4 separate regions of the Homo sapiens genome follow, and regions 1, 3 and 4 are each linked to region 2. Evidence: chromatin contacts called from ENCODE Hi-C or POLR2A ChIA-PET data. All regions are on one chromosome and are shown on one strand. Each heading gives the region's core, a stretch centred on a gene start or an enhancer-like site at or near the end of the contact. The rest is flanking DNA. Distances are from core to core; before and after follow the strand shown. Region 1 overlaps EVI5L (ecotropic viral integration site 5 like). Region 2 holds the start of RAB11B (RAB11B, member RAS oncogene family). Region 3 holds the start of EVI5L (ecotropic viral integration site 5 like). Region 4 holds the start of PRR36 (proline rich 36).

The links. Hi-C counts contacts between places; a loop is a spot of excess contacts on that map. ChIA-PET counts read pairs that join two places held with the same protein, here RNA polymerase II (POLR2A). Pooled maps may share reads with other maps.
Region 1: a loop to region 2 is called in a pooled map, with 4 times the contacts of the local background. The contact joins the enhancer-like site here to the promoter of RAB11B in region 2. A Hi-C loop is called at or near these places in 3 of 37 single-sample maps with no recorded cell type and 8 of 50 pooled maps. POLR2A ChIA-PET finds 5 or more read pairs at or near these places in 2 of 52 experiments (HCT116 and K562).
Region 3: a loop to region 2 is called in a map with no recorded cell type, with 17 times the contacts of the local background. The contact joins the promoter of EVI5L here to the promoter of RAB11B in region 2. A Hi-C loop is called at or near these places in 1 of 37 single-sample maps with no recorded cell type and 9 of 50 pooled maps. POLR2A ChIA-PET finds 5 or more read pairs at or near these places in 1 of 52 experiments (A673).
Region 4: a loop to region 2 is called in a pooled map, with 7 times the contacts of the local background. The contact joins the promoter of PRR36 here to the promoter of RAB11B in region 2. A Hi-C loop is called at or near these places in 3 of 37 single-sample maps with no recorded cell type and 10 of 50 pooled maps. POLR2A ChIA-PET finds 5 or more read pairs at or near these places in 3 of 52 experiments (GM12878, HCT116 and K562).

Annotation. Positions count from the first base shown.
Region 1 is chr19:7,852,204-7,855,414 of GRCh38, reverse strand. It overlaps EVI5L (ecotropic viral integration site 5 like), which reads right to left. Exons shown (of 20, transcript NM_001159944.3): 9 at 2,232-2,329; 10 at 2,082-2,142. Among named protein-coding and RNA genes, the nearest start is that of PRR36, 21 kb to the left of the region's middle. Within about 2 kb of position 1,919, at least 3 of the 41 ENCODE cell types and tissues checked have a DNase peak (open chromatin) inside an H3K27ac peak, as active enhancers do.
Region 2 is chr19:8,388,985-8,392,200 of GRCh38, reverse strand. It overlaps RAB11B (RAB11B, member RAS oncogene family), which reads right to left and starts at 1,841. Exons shown (of 5, transcript NM_004218.4): 1 at 1,745-1,841. The coding sequence starts at 1,784. It overlaps RAB11B-AS1 (RAB11B antisense RNA 1), which reads left to right and starts at 1,510. Exons shown (of 3, transcript NR_038237.1): 1 at 1,510-2,192. MIR4999 (microRNA 4999) reads left to right here and starts at 2,821; the gene lies at 2,821-2,911. RefSeq lists silencers at 1,449-1,708, 1,928-2,209 and an enhancer at 1,979-2,178.
Region 3 is chr19:7,828,946-7,832,121 of GRCh38, reverse strand. It overlaps EVI5L (ecotropic viral integration site 5 like), which reads right to left and starts at 1,904. Exons shown (of 20, transcript NM_001159944.3): 1 at 1,741-1,904. RefSeq lists a silencer at 1,808-2,047.
Region 4 is chr19:7,872,703-7,875,847 of GRCh38, reverse strand. PRR36 (proline rich 36) reads left to right here and starts at 1,458. Exons shown (of 6, transcript NM_001190467.2): 1 at 1,458-1,562; 2 at 2,152-2,429; 3 at 2,549-2,651; 4 at 2,887-2,999; 5 at 3,092-3,145. The coding sequence starts at 2,159. RefSeq lists an enhancer at 1,740-2,256.

The DNA.
Region 1 (3,211 bases), core at 670-3,169, 540 kb after region 2:
TTGGCTAGATATTTGCGGTTTTAGGCCAGGTGTAGTGGCTCACGCCTGTAATCCCAGCACTTTGGGAGGCCGAGGCAGGCAAATCACCTGAGGTCAGGAGTTCGAGACCAGCCTCTACTAAAAACACAAAGATTAGCCAGGCGTGGTGGTGCATGCCTGTAATCCCAGCTACAGGGGAGGCTGAGGCAGGAGAATCACTTGAACCCGGGAGCAGGGGTTGCAGTAAGCCGAGATCACCTCACTGCACTGCAGCCTGGGTGACAGAGCAAGACTCCATCTCCAAAAAAAAAAAAAAAAAAAGAAAAAGATATTTGCACTTTAGGTTCCCCCAGGACACTCTGGGGAGCAGGTGAGGTTTGCAAACGAGTTGAATCTCGACTGTACCTGTGCCCCCTTGCTTGATACTAAGGTGGTACAGAAATTGTTTGGATTGGCAGGTGAGTGAGGGCCCTGCCACACTGCAGGTCACACAGAATATTTCCTGGGTTTCTTCTGGGGAGAAAAGGTGATGGAAACACCTAGAACATTCCCAGGAAGCAAATGCAGTCAGACAGAACCGCAGACTTGACAGTCATTGATGCATGTCATGTGGGGAAACTGAGTCAGAGTGGGGCAGGGCATTGCCCTAGTCCCTCAGTTCAGCTGGGTCAGAGCTATTTCAGGTCTCTGGTCCTCATAGCAATCTGGAGCCCTGATCCCTGGCCCCTGGGTTTCCCTATCATCTCTCTGGCTTCAACCCATCACAGCACCAAGCACAGCCATCCTTGCAGGAGCTGGGCACACCTTTTGTATTTATTTCTATATTTTTGTAAAGACGGGGTATTGCTATGTTGCCCAGACTGGTCTCCAACTCCTGGCCTCAAGCCACCCTCCCACCTCAGCCTCTCAAAGTGTTGGGATTACAGGTGTGAGCCACTGTGCCGCTGGAGCTGGAATTGAATCCTTGTCTGTTGGACTCCAGTGTTAGCCACTGTGCGGCTCTGCCCCTGAAGAGCATGGAGCCAGGCTGTGTTGGGTTTGTGTCTGTGTCCCTTCCTATCACTGGTGCGCCCTCAGTCTCAGCTGTGACTTTGGCACACAGCAGGTGCTCAATAAATGTTTTTTTTCTTTTCTTTTCTTTTTTTTTTTTTTTTGAGACACAGTCTCACTCTGTCGCCCAGGCTGGAGTGCAACGGTACAATCTTGCCTCACTGTAACCTCCGCCTCCCGGGTTCAAGTGATTTTCCTGCCTCAGCCTCCCGAGTAGCCAGGATTACAGGTGTGTGCTACCACACCCAGCTAATTTTTGTATTTTTAATAGAGACGGGGTTTCACTGCATTAGCCAGGCTGGTCTCGAACTCCTGACCTCAAGTGATCCACCTGCCTCCGCCTCCCAAAGTGCTGGGATTACATGCATGAGCCATCGCGCCCGGCAATAAATGCTTGTTGAGTAAATAACTAAAATCACGTGTAAAGGGAAGAATGCGCAAGGAAGGAGAGAGAAGCTTTGCACACTCAGGAAACCCCCTGACCTGGCAGGGCTGGTGGGCCAGTTGCCCCAGGAACCAGGGGCCCCGGGTGAGTGCCCACACCCTGCCCTACACACCCTGGTGTCTGGGCCCTGCGTGCTCCATCTTTCCCCAGAGGGCGGTCCCCTTGCGGGGTCCTCCACTGCAACCTTCTTGGAATTCCTCCAGCCCCCAAGGCACGCTGCTGCCCTGGGCCTTTAGCCCTCGACACCCTGGGCCCGGAGCCTCTGCCCAAGTCAGCCTTGCCCACCGCGTGCACATCCTTGTCCAGAGCATTTAGAGTCCGCACTCTAGTTCAGTGGTTTATTGATTGCTTCCCCATGACGCTGGGCGGCCCAGCGGGGCAGGGACCTTGACTGTCTTGGTTACCGCGGCGTCAGGCGGGGGAGGCGCTCACAGCTGGCCTAACAGGTGAAGGACGGCGCAGGTGGGCGGAGGCCTGTCCGCCAAGGACCGCCGGGTCCGCCTGTGCGCTGGGAAGGCCCGCCCCCTAGCGGCCGATCTTTAGAGTACGGAGGGCAGCCCCCAAAGGCCTCCCATCCCTGTCCCCGCCCCTGGGCCCCTGGACTCACTTTGATCTCGATCTGCTCCTCCATCTCCTTGCTCTTCATGGCTGCGTACTCCTTCTCCAGCCTGCAGATCGGGAGGGCCCCGTGGTTACTGTCATGCCCTCGGGGGTCCCCCCTTCTTACCAGTACCCTGGTTGCCCAGCAGGCACCGACCTCTTCATCTTCTTGGGGTTGTACTTGACCTGGTAGGCTTTGAGGACCAGCTTGTCCGGGCAGCTGTCGAACTGGTGGGGGATCACTCTCTGGAAGTACTGTGGGGACACAGCCGGTCACCTGGTCACCAACATGCAGGCCCTGACCACCGGGGGCCGCCCGAGCCCTGTTGCCCTGGAGGGGGGCAGGAACGGGTCTGCCCGGGGTGTCGCCATGTCCTCAACGCCGTGTCCTCAGTGTTTGTGGAGCAATGGAAAGACTGAGCGTGAGGGGAGGGAATGGGGGACTGCCTGCAGCCAAAGCCTTAGTTTCCAGAAGAAAAGCTGGCAGATGCTGGATGTGGTGGCTCATTCATATAATCCCAATGATTTAAAAGCCTGAGGTGGGAGAAATAAATAGCTTGAGCCCAGGAGTTTGAGACCAGTGTGGGCAACATAGTGAGACCCCATTTCTGAAAAAAAAAAATTAGCTGGACATGGTGATGTACACCTCTGGTTCCAGCTACTCAGGAGGCTGAGGCGGGAGGATCGCTTCAGCCCAGGAGGTGGAGGCTGCAGTGAGCTAGGACTGCACCACTGTACTCCAGCCTGGGCCACAGAGCAACTCCGACTTAAAAAAAAAAAGAAAAAGGTAAAAGAAAAAAAGAAAAGCAGGCCAAGGAGGCTCTCCTGGGAGTGAAGGCTGAGGGTCGGGGGGTCTGACAGAGGGGACCTTCGTGGGGGAAGGAGGATGGGTATGCCGGGGGCCTCGGGCCTGTGCAAAGGGTTAAGGTAAGCCCAGGGGGGACACAGCTCCTGCACCCGGCCCAGCTGGCCCCCTCTGGTAGCTGTGGACAATGCCTGCCCATGTTCACGGACACAACCGTGGCCTTTGTGCATTCTTCCCTGAAGCACCAGCTGGAGGACGCGGGGAGGGGGCAGGGGCCCGCACAGCAGAGAAGTAGCGGTGGGAGGCAGGCTGGCCAGCAGCAGGGCCTCCAG
Region 2 (3,216 bases), core at 592-3,091:
GGGCATGTGGGGAGCAACACCCCTGCCCTGGCAGTGCCACGTCTGGGTGGGTGCCCAGCCAGGACCTGGGAGCAGCTGCCTCACGGTGGGCTGAGTGGAGATGGCACCCGATCAGCAGGACCCAAAGTTTAGTCCCCCTGTCTCCAGACGGCCCCTTAGAATCCCAGTCTCCAAAACCCTTCCAAAGCTTCCTCCTGCCACGAGGGGCGAGACCTTGGGCCGGGCACCTGCTGACCACAGAGCCTCACCCACCAGTGACATTATCAACCTGTGTGCAGCTGCCAGAGCCCTCAGTGCCACAGGACGACTCTAGGCCCTTGTAGAGGCACTTCCTCTCCCTCCCCCCGGAAGGCTTTCGCCACACGGACAGCCCAGGTGGGGAGACCTCTGCCTCATTCCCCACAATCAGAAGACGCTGGATGAGACCAGACACAAGGCCCAGCTAGGCCTGGTGCAAGCCACAGAGCACACTCGGAGGAACGGCTCAGCGAGGTGAGGATACCAACAGCTGATGTGCGACGCAGGCCCTCATAGAGCAGGCCGCAGGGTGAAGGCACCTTGGATCCAGGGGTTAGCCCTCAAGGGCTGCCATTGTCAGCCAGGGAGCCCAGCAACCAGGGCAGACCACTAGGCCAAAGTGTAGCTGGGCACAGAAGGCTCAGCTGAGAAACAAGGGACTCCGGCTTCCTCCAGCTGTCCCTAAATGGGCAATGGCTGCCTGATCTACCTAGGCCTTATGTGATGCTCCTAGAGCCCCCTCAGTCCCTCGGGCGGGGAAGACCCTCCAGCAGGCTGGCTGGGGCCCCGGCCATCAGTGCGCACGTGTTGGAAGAAGTTGGTCCAACAACCCAAAGTCCCAGATGCTGGCCACAAGCCCCCTAAGACACGCTTCCTAAGTGGTAAGGCCTACAGGTGGCCTGGGCTCAATCGGGTTCCAACACTTATAAACTGTGTCTTTGTCACTCTGGGCCTCAGTTTCCCAACGTGTAAAAAGAGAGGCTGGTTAGTATCAACCTCAAAGGGCTGCAGTGAGGATTTTAGTTAATTCGGGTAAAGTGCTCAGAAAAGTGCAAGTACTGGCTTAGCACTGTTGAGAGTTCTGAGTGAAGAGATGGAATTCTTGCTGCACACACGGGTGCCTTTCCACTCAATCCCAGCTTTGCACCCCAATCCAAGGCTCCCACCACCACACACCTCACCCCCAGGCCCTCATCTCGGCCCAGCCCCCATTGCCTGCCCCGCCTCTCCCGGGCCCCACCCCCAAACACGCTGCCCCAATCAGGACAAGCCTCGTGAGAGCCCCGCCTCCGTTTGCCCAGGCCCAACCCACCTATTGGTCACGCCCATCACGCCTTAGCCCCGCCCCTAAAAACCCCGCCCCCATCCCGAATCACGCTTTCAGCCCAGCCCGGCCCGCCAAATCTTGGGAAAGCTCCACCCCCTGCGGAGGCCCCGCCCTAACAGCCTCTCCCACCGCTCCGGGCCCCACCCCCTCTAGGCTCTGGCCCCGCCCCGGCGCGTCCTAGGTCCCCCAGGTCTCTCCGGGCCTCCGGCTCCGTATAGCCGCGCATCCTAGCCCGAAGCTGATGCTGCCCGGTCGGCTCCGGCCTTCCCGGCTGCCTGACCCGCCGGGCCCCAAGCCCCGGGCTCCGGCCTGGGCCCAGCGGCCTGGAGCGCGGCCTTGGCCCGTCTGCCCGCCGCCTCGCCGCCACGACTTCGCCCGTCTGTGCCCCACCGGCCGCACCTTTGAATAGGTAGTCGTACTCGTCGTCCCGGGTCCCCATTGTCCTGGCGCTTCCGGCGGGATCGGCGACTCCGCAGCCCCACCACAAACACCCGACGGGGGCGGAGCCGGCGCCGCGCAGAGCGGCGGTTGAATGGCCTATCAGCGGCGAGTGGAGTAGCGACGGGCACCCAGCGAAGCCAATCAGAGATGGAAGTAGTGCTCTGAGGGTGGGCGCCGCTTGGTACCACCCTCCTCGCCCTCGGTGTCCTGGAGAAAGGCGGAAGGAATGCGGACCTTTTTGAAGTGACGGACGCGCCAGCCTATCAGGGGCGAGCTCAAGAGGGCGGGGCGGAAGACTGCAGGAATGAAATGGATTGACAGACCAAATAACTAATGAGAGGCTTGATTGAGAACCTACCCGACTATCAGAGGACCTGTCCGGGAAGAGAAATGGGGCTACGTCCAGGTAATGCTACGATGCTTAACGTCCCGATGACGTCATAGGTCAGCGCGCGCTGCCCTGGTCGCCCCCCAAGCCCATAAATGACCATTTCCGGGGACCTCAGCGCTGGGTCCCCTTTCTCGGTTGCAGTCTCCATCTCTATATTGGGACTCACTGGGTTATCCTTCTGTGCCTCAGTTTCCTCCTCTGTAAACTGAAGAAACCCGTCTCATGGAATCTTTTGAAAATAACCAGATCAGCCAGGCGCGGTGGCTCACGCCTGTAATTCCAGGACTTTGGGAGGCCGAGGCTGGCGGATCACGAGGTCAGGAGTTCGAGACCAGCCTGACCAACATGGTGAAACCCCGTTTCTACTAAAAATACAAAAATTAGTCGGGCGTGGTCGCTGGTGCCTGTAAACCCAGCTACTCAGGAGGTTGAGGCAGGAGAATCGCTTGAACCTGGGAGGTGGAGGTTGCAGTGAGCCGAGATTGCACCAAGTGTGAATCAACCGTCCACTTTCTGCTATTCTTTGTTAAATAAATACTTTTAAATCCTTACTGGATACCAATGCTCTCCAACAGGACCTCCTACCACTACCCCTCTTTTGTCCTATATTTTGCCACATAGGTAAAATATAAAAATAGGTAATATAGAAAATAAAACACATACTGCTGTATTGTCAGGTAGTGATAGGATTTATCACTACCTGACAATACAGTATGTGTTTGTTTTATATATTTAGGGTGTACAGCGTGTGTTTTGATACACATGTACCCAGTGAAATAATAATTATGACAGTTTTTTTTTTTTTTTTTGAGACGGAGTTTTGCTGTCGTTGCCCAGGCTGAAGTGCAATGGTGTGCTCTCGGCTCACTGCAGCCTCTGCCTCCCGGGTTCAAGCGATTCTCATGCCTCAGCCTCCCGAATAGCTGGGATTACAGGCATGCACCACCATGCTTGGCTAATTTTTTTGTATTTTTAGTAGAGACGGGGTTTCTCCATGTTGGTCAGGCTGATCTCGAACTCCTGACCTCAGGTGATTCGC
Region 3 (3,176 bases), core at 655-3,154, 560 kb after region 2:
CGGCGGGATGGATGGGAAGAGCCACAAAAGACGGAAAGACACAGGGACACGGGTCCTCTAGCTCAATCACATCCCGGCCGAGGGGGAATAAAACGAAGCAGACAACTCATTCATGTTCCACTCGAGCCTCTTCAGCACATTTTTCCCTTCTGAAAATATTCCTTAACAAAGAGCTGCCTGCTTCTGGCAGGCCCCGACCCAGGTCTCAAATGCCAAGATAGAAGGAAGCTGTTTTGTTTTGGCCAAACACACTAGTTGTGGGTGAAAGAACTCTCGGGCTGTCAGGGGCCAGCTCTGAGGAGCAACCTGGACCGCCCTGCTGGCTCTGGCATTTGAGGCCAGTAGGCGTGATGGGGTCAGGAGGCTGGGGGCAGACTTCAGGACGGAAGCCAGGAGCTGTGAATCCTCTCCCTTCCCGCCAGGGGGTGGCATAAATCAGGGGGCGGGCAGTGGTTCCTTCGGGACACTAGTGTAGGAGAGAAAGTGAGCGTCCTTCCCTTTGAAAGGGCACAGCAGGGAAGGATGGATAACTTGGCAGAGGCCTGGGGCAGGTTCCCACAGGGGTAGGTGCTGGGGGATTCTGGGGCCCTGTCACCCTCCAAGGCTCCAGTGTGGGCGCTGGTTTGGTGGAGGGGCAAGTTGGCTTCCTGGGGTGCGGCAGGCACCTCATGGTCTCTGGAATCTCTGCTTGAGCTGGGGGAGCTGTCGGGGACTCTGGGAGGGCCTGGACAGGTGGGATCTGAGGAGGGGTGCAGAAGTGTTGAGTGGGTGGGGGCAGGGGCAGATATGCCTGGGGTCTATGTTGGAGCTCTTAAGTTTTTCTGTGTGTGCTGGGGGATCTAAGTGACTGTGTGTGTGTGTGTGTGTGTGTGTGTGTGTGTGTGTGTGTGTGTGTTTGGGGTTTTCAGAAAGATGGGTGGCTCTGGATGGGGAGTGGGGTGGTTCAGAATATCCAACGGGAGGTCTTGAGCATGGGTGGATTTTTCAGGATCCAGGAGCCAGGATCCAGATGGGGCAGGATCAGTGGAGCTACCACAGTGTGCTGGGTGGACGCCGGGGAGTGGTGTTTAGGGGTGCCCTTGGGCATGTGGCAGCTGGGGTGGGAGATGGGCTAGCAGGCTGAGCTGAGGGCTGTGGGCAGGGGTAGGAAATCCGACTTACAGAGGCCAGAGAGGGGTCCTGTGGGGTCAGCATGGGGGGCGGGTAGGCCCTGAGGCTGGTCTCCTTGGGGAGAGGTGGGGGCAGTTCTGGGCCCAAGATAGGAGGACGTGAAGTGAGGGGGTGCGGGGAGGGGGTGGCAAGTGTTGTCCAGAAGGGAGGGGTCCTGAGAGATCAGGGCAGAAGGTGGACGGGGGTTCTTGGGCTTGGGGGGCGCTTCTGAGGGGCTGATCGGCGGAGTGGGGGGATGGGGAGCCCTGAGGGGGTTCCCGGAGAGGAGTCCTGAGGGTCACTGCAAAGGGTGGACGGGGGTCCTGGGCCTGCGGGGTCCTCATGGGGAGGGGACGGAGTGGGGGAGGGGGATCCTGCAGGAGCTCCTGGGGAGGGGTCCGGAGGGATCGGCAACGAGGGTGGGCAGGGGCCAGGGTCCTCCGAAGGTCCCGGGCTGGGGATGCCGAGGCTCCCAGCGCGGGTTCCGGGGCACGACGGCCCGAGTTGCGGTCCTGCCGGTTCCCCGCGGGCCGCATCACGGAGCCGCCGGCCTGAGCAGGCGCCCGGGAGGCCCGGCCCGCGCCGCCCTACCTGCGCCGAGCGCGCCGCCATCTCCGTGCCGAGCCTCGCCGCCCCGGGCTGAGCCGCCGGATCCTAGCCGCGCCGTTCGCCCCGCAGCCCCGGCCCGGCCCCCTCAGCCGCCCCCCGGGACCGCGGCCGCCGCCGGCTCCGCCGCTGCCATTTCACCCGCTGACAGGAGCCGCTGCCCCGCCCCCGAGGCCCCATCCGCCAATTCGCCGCCCCCAGGCGCCCTGGCCCCGCCCACCAGCCAGGAGTGACGGGGTGTCTGACCATTCCGTGGCCATTCCGTGAGGCGGGCCCTGGCTACGTTCAGAAGGTTGCCGCCTCTGAGGAGAGAGCGAATTGAAATGAGGGAAGCGGTGAAGGACAGGTAGTTTTGCGTATCGGAATGAGGAATCCTATTGATCAACACCTGATAAGACCAATAGCAAGGAAAGTGGGGGTGTGTCCGTGAGGAAAGGCTGCGGCCCTGAGGAACACCAGGCAGACGCGGCCAAGCGTTTGGCACTAAGCCCCGCCCAGAGCCGGGCTTTCTGCCCAATAACGAGACGCCCCGAGACGTCCATTATTATCTGCCCCTCAAACCTGGGCCCTGGCAACTGCTGGGGGCGCCATAAAGAAGATTGACACCTAGGGAACCAATGCTACTGAAGGAGGGCGGGAAAGTGACACTCTCTGACCAATGGGTATGTGAGATTGGTGGGAGCATTGGCGTCCTGGGCGGTGGGGCTTGAGGCCTGGGTTGAATGAAATGGGGGTGGGGCTAAGAGGAGGGCGTGGCCTAGGCCAGAGATGGGGCGGGGTCAAGCAAGGGAGGGGCTCGGGGGTTGGGTCTGAGAAGGGGCGTGGCCAGAAATCCTGAAGACTCACTGGGGACGTGATGGCACCGTGTCGTCTAGGAGCCCAGTTCTGTGCTGGGGACGGGGCGGTTGATATTGGGGGCGGGTCCCATAAAAGATTCAGGCCCGTCCCCTGTCTTACTCCAGGCCAGGTTAAATGTGTTCTCTAAAGCTCACAGAGCCGCGTGTTTCTCCATCAAAGCTCGGTTCGCGCCGTGATCGTGGGGAGGGATAGGCCCTCCCATTCCCCATCCTCCCAGGCTGATAGATCCTCGGGGAGTCGGGATGCAGGGCCTAGGTCGGGTCTCTTCCAGGTCCCCAGCATGGAAACTGCTTATAAACATTTGATGAATGAATGAATGAAAATGGGCCCGTGACTCTTTTAACAGAGAAGGGAGAGGTGGAGAATCCTTCAAGCTAGAGAGGAATTCGTAGGGACAGTTACTGACAGCGGGCAAGACTGACCAAAATGGACTTATTTCCTCCCCAAGATGTAGGGATGGGCCCTGGAGGGGGTGGGGCAGGGAAGGACCTTGTCATAGCAGAGAGGGTGACGTCATAAGTGTGTTTTTATTTATTTATTTTTCAGAGACAGGGTCTCGCTCT
Region 4 (3,145 bases), core at 209-2,708, 520 kb after region 2:
TTAATTTTTTGTATTTTTAGTAGAGACAAGGTTTCACCGTGTTAGCCAGGATGGTCTCGATCTCCTGACTTTGTGATCCGCCCACCTCGGCCTCCCAAAGTACTGGGATTACAGGCCTGAGCCACCATGCCCGGCCCAGACTCTTCTTATAAGGAGAGGGAGCTGAGGAATGGCCATTTCCACCCTCAGGCTCCCACCCTCTTCATGCCACAGTCCTGGAGCACCGCTCTCCACCGAGGCCCCTGCCCTGGCTGAAGTCAGCAACAGGACACCTCCCACTCGCTCCGGCTGGGCTGGGACCCTTGTAAAGGATCTTCTGCGTCCTTCATGAACTTGTGTTTTTGTTTTTTTGTTTGTTTTTGTTTTTGAGACAGAGTCTCACTCTGTCGCCCAGGCTGAAGTGCAGTGGCGCAATCTCGGCTCACTGTAACCTCCGCCTCCCGGGTTCAAGCGATTCTCCTGCCTCAGCCTCTCGAGTAGCTGGGATTACAGGTGCTCGCCAGCATGCCCGGCTAATTTTTGTATTTTTTGGTAGAGACAGGGTTTCGCCATGTTGGCCAGACTGGTCTCGAACTCCTGAGCTCAAGTGATCCGCCCGCCTCAGCCTCCCAAAGCAGTGGGATTACAGGTGTGAGCCACCGCGCCCGGCCTTATGCACTTGTTTTGACACCTGCTAGGTCGACAGAACCTTGTCCCCCGGAAGCCCAGCTCTGCCAGGAAGTCTGGGCTGACTTGACATCCCGTTAGCTGGGAGGGTGTGGAGGGTGGGCGTGCTCTACCCTGCAGACGGCTGGGTCACCTCTCACAGAATATACTGTGTCTCCTGTCGCTCTCCCTCCTATTCCTTTCTTTATCTTCCCCAAAATCTGGGGTCTACCTTGCATCCTGAAATTCCCAGGGCAGCATTCTCTTAGCAGTCCCTCGACCCCCCAACCAGATAAGGGGTTTCCTGGCGTCTGGGGAACACCTTCGGGTGTGGGGCGGAGGGCGGCTGCCCCCCAGAGACCCTGGGCGGCCTAGCTTTCGCAGACGCGAAGGACTGGATAGTGCCAGGGCCACCGAGCGGCCGGATTGGTGTGTGGGCCAGAGGCGCGGTGGTCCCGCCTCCTGGTTGCCAGGGCCCAGCCTATCCGCGTCCAGGCGGTCCTTGGTGCCAGGTGGTTGTGGTGGGGGTCGGGGCAGGTGTATGTGTTGGGAAGGACAGTGGAGGACCCCAGGGATTTGCTCCCCCAGTCCCAACCGTTGACTATCTGGGTTCCTCAGGCGCAGCTGGGGAAACAGGCTTCCCCCGGACCGCAGAGAAGCCACCCTTCTCTCCAAAGCGCGCTTCTCCCCCATCCCCCTCGGCGCGCTTCCGCCGGCCGCGCTCCCGGGTCCGGATCGAGCGCGCGCCCCCGGCTCTCCCGCCCGCGGCCGAGGGGCGGGACCGGCTCGGCTCCCCCGGCGCCGCAGCCCGCAGCCCCCTCCCCTCGCCTCCTCGCCGCTGGCGGCCACCGCGTCGCTCCGGCCCGGGCCCCACCCCAGGCGACTCTGTGAGGAGCGGCCGGAGGCCGGAGGCGGAGGTGAGCGCGACGCGAGCAGGTGGAGAGGCTGGGCGCGGGCCAGGCCCGGCTGGGGGAGGGGTCGGGCCCGGGACGCGGCTCTTTGTCTCCCGGAGCCCGTTCGCGGGCAGCGGGGCCGCTCTGCCTCCCGGCAGGTGCAGGCATCCCTCGGGGAGGCCAGGGGAGGCCGATGGGGGCTGGCGGGGAGACCCGGGCGTGCGCTCCGGGTCTGGAGGGATGCGACATCCTGAGCCCGTGGCAGTCCCCCGCTCTCGAGGCTGGCGGTCTGAGTCCCTGAAGGGGCAAGGGGCAGGGGCGTGGAGATCGGTCCTGAATTGGAGCCGAGGCGGGGGAGGCGGTGGGCTGGGGCGGGCAGGGCCTCTTCGCTTTAGGGAAAAGCGGTGGGGGGTGGGACTTGGGGACAGCGAGGAGCAGTGGGGCTGGCGAGTGGGTGTAGGTGCGTGGGAGCCGAGCGGATGGAAGCCGAGGCCGAGGTTTGAGTGTCCATGGGTGGCGATGCTGCGAAAGGGCAGTGAGGTAGCAGGGTCCAGGTCTCTGGAGGCGGCGTAGCTGTCCAGAACCTGGGATGCGGACCGGTTTGTCTCTTCAGGTGCAAGATGGACAACAAGAGAGACAAGGCGAAGGCAGGGGCCGCCGCGCGGACGCCGGCTGCTCGCGCTCCTGGACTTCTGACCCCCAGGCCCCCAGGCTCTCCTCGACCCCCTCCCCCAGTAACTCCCGCAGCCCTCCGAGTTCTGGGAGCTGCGGGAGCAGTGGGGCGAAAGCCTCTGGCAGAGCGAGCGGGGGGCATCGGCGGGGCCACTATTCCCGAGTCTGCTCCCCGAGCGGGACCAACGCGGAGTGCTGGGACAAGTTCCCGAAACCCTGGTACCCCAGCCTCCTTCCTCAGCTCCGCCCCCATCTTCCCTCCCCCTTCCAATACCTGTCCAGTCTCACCTCCACTGCCACCTCTCCGGGGCACCTGTGACTCGGCCTTCTCCCCGCAGCCTCCAGGCCCCCAGCCTCTGGGAGAGGGGAGAGAGCTCCTCCTGCCAAGAACACCAGCCCAGGCCCTGTTTCTAGCCCAGGGCGTGCCAGCGGGACCACCAGGTAACCTGCTCCCTCTCCCCCAGTCTCCTAAGCCAGGGTTAGCGTCACAGAGTCTGGAACCTTTTATTTTACACGAGTTGGGGCGCGGGAGCACTTGCAGGTCACTGGGCACAAATTGGGTGAAAGCCATTATTGGTCCTCAGAGAGGGCACATGCCCATTTCACAGATGGGAAAATAGAGACTTGGGAAGCCAAACAAAGACCTAGGCCTGAGCGTGGCCCCTTCTGTCTCCAGGCCAGGCCCTCTTGGCCAGAAGGGACTCCGGATCTCAGCGGAGGAAACTGTGGCCAGAGGAAAAGCTACAGAGGCTCCCAAAAGGAGTGCCCTCAGCGCTGGGGCACGGAGAGGTACGTGACCTGGAGAAGAGTGGGGTTCCTGGGCAGCAAGGGGAGCCGCCTCAGAGGTATCGGTGACCCTTGGCCTTCTACTTTTTCTCCAGACACTTCCGGGCCTACCCCAGGAACCCCGTCCCCGGCCATGGCCCGTCGGTCCC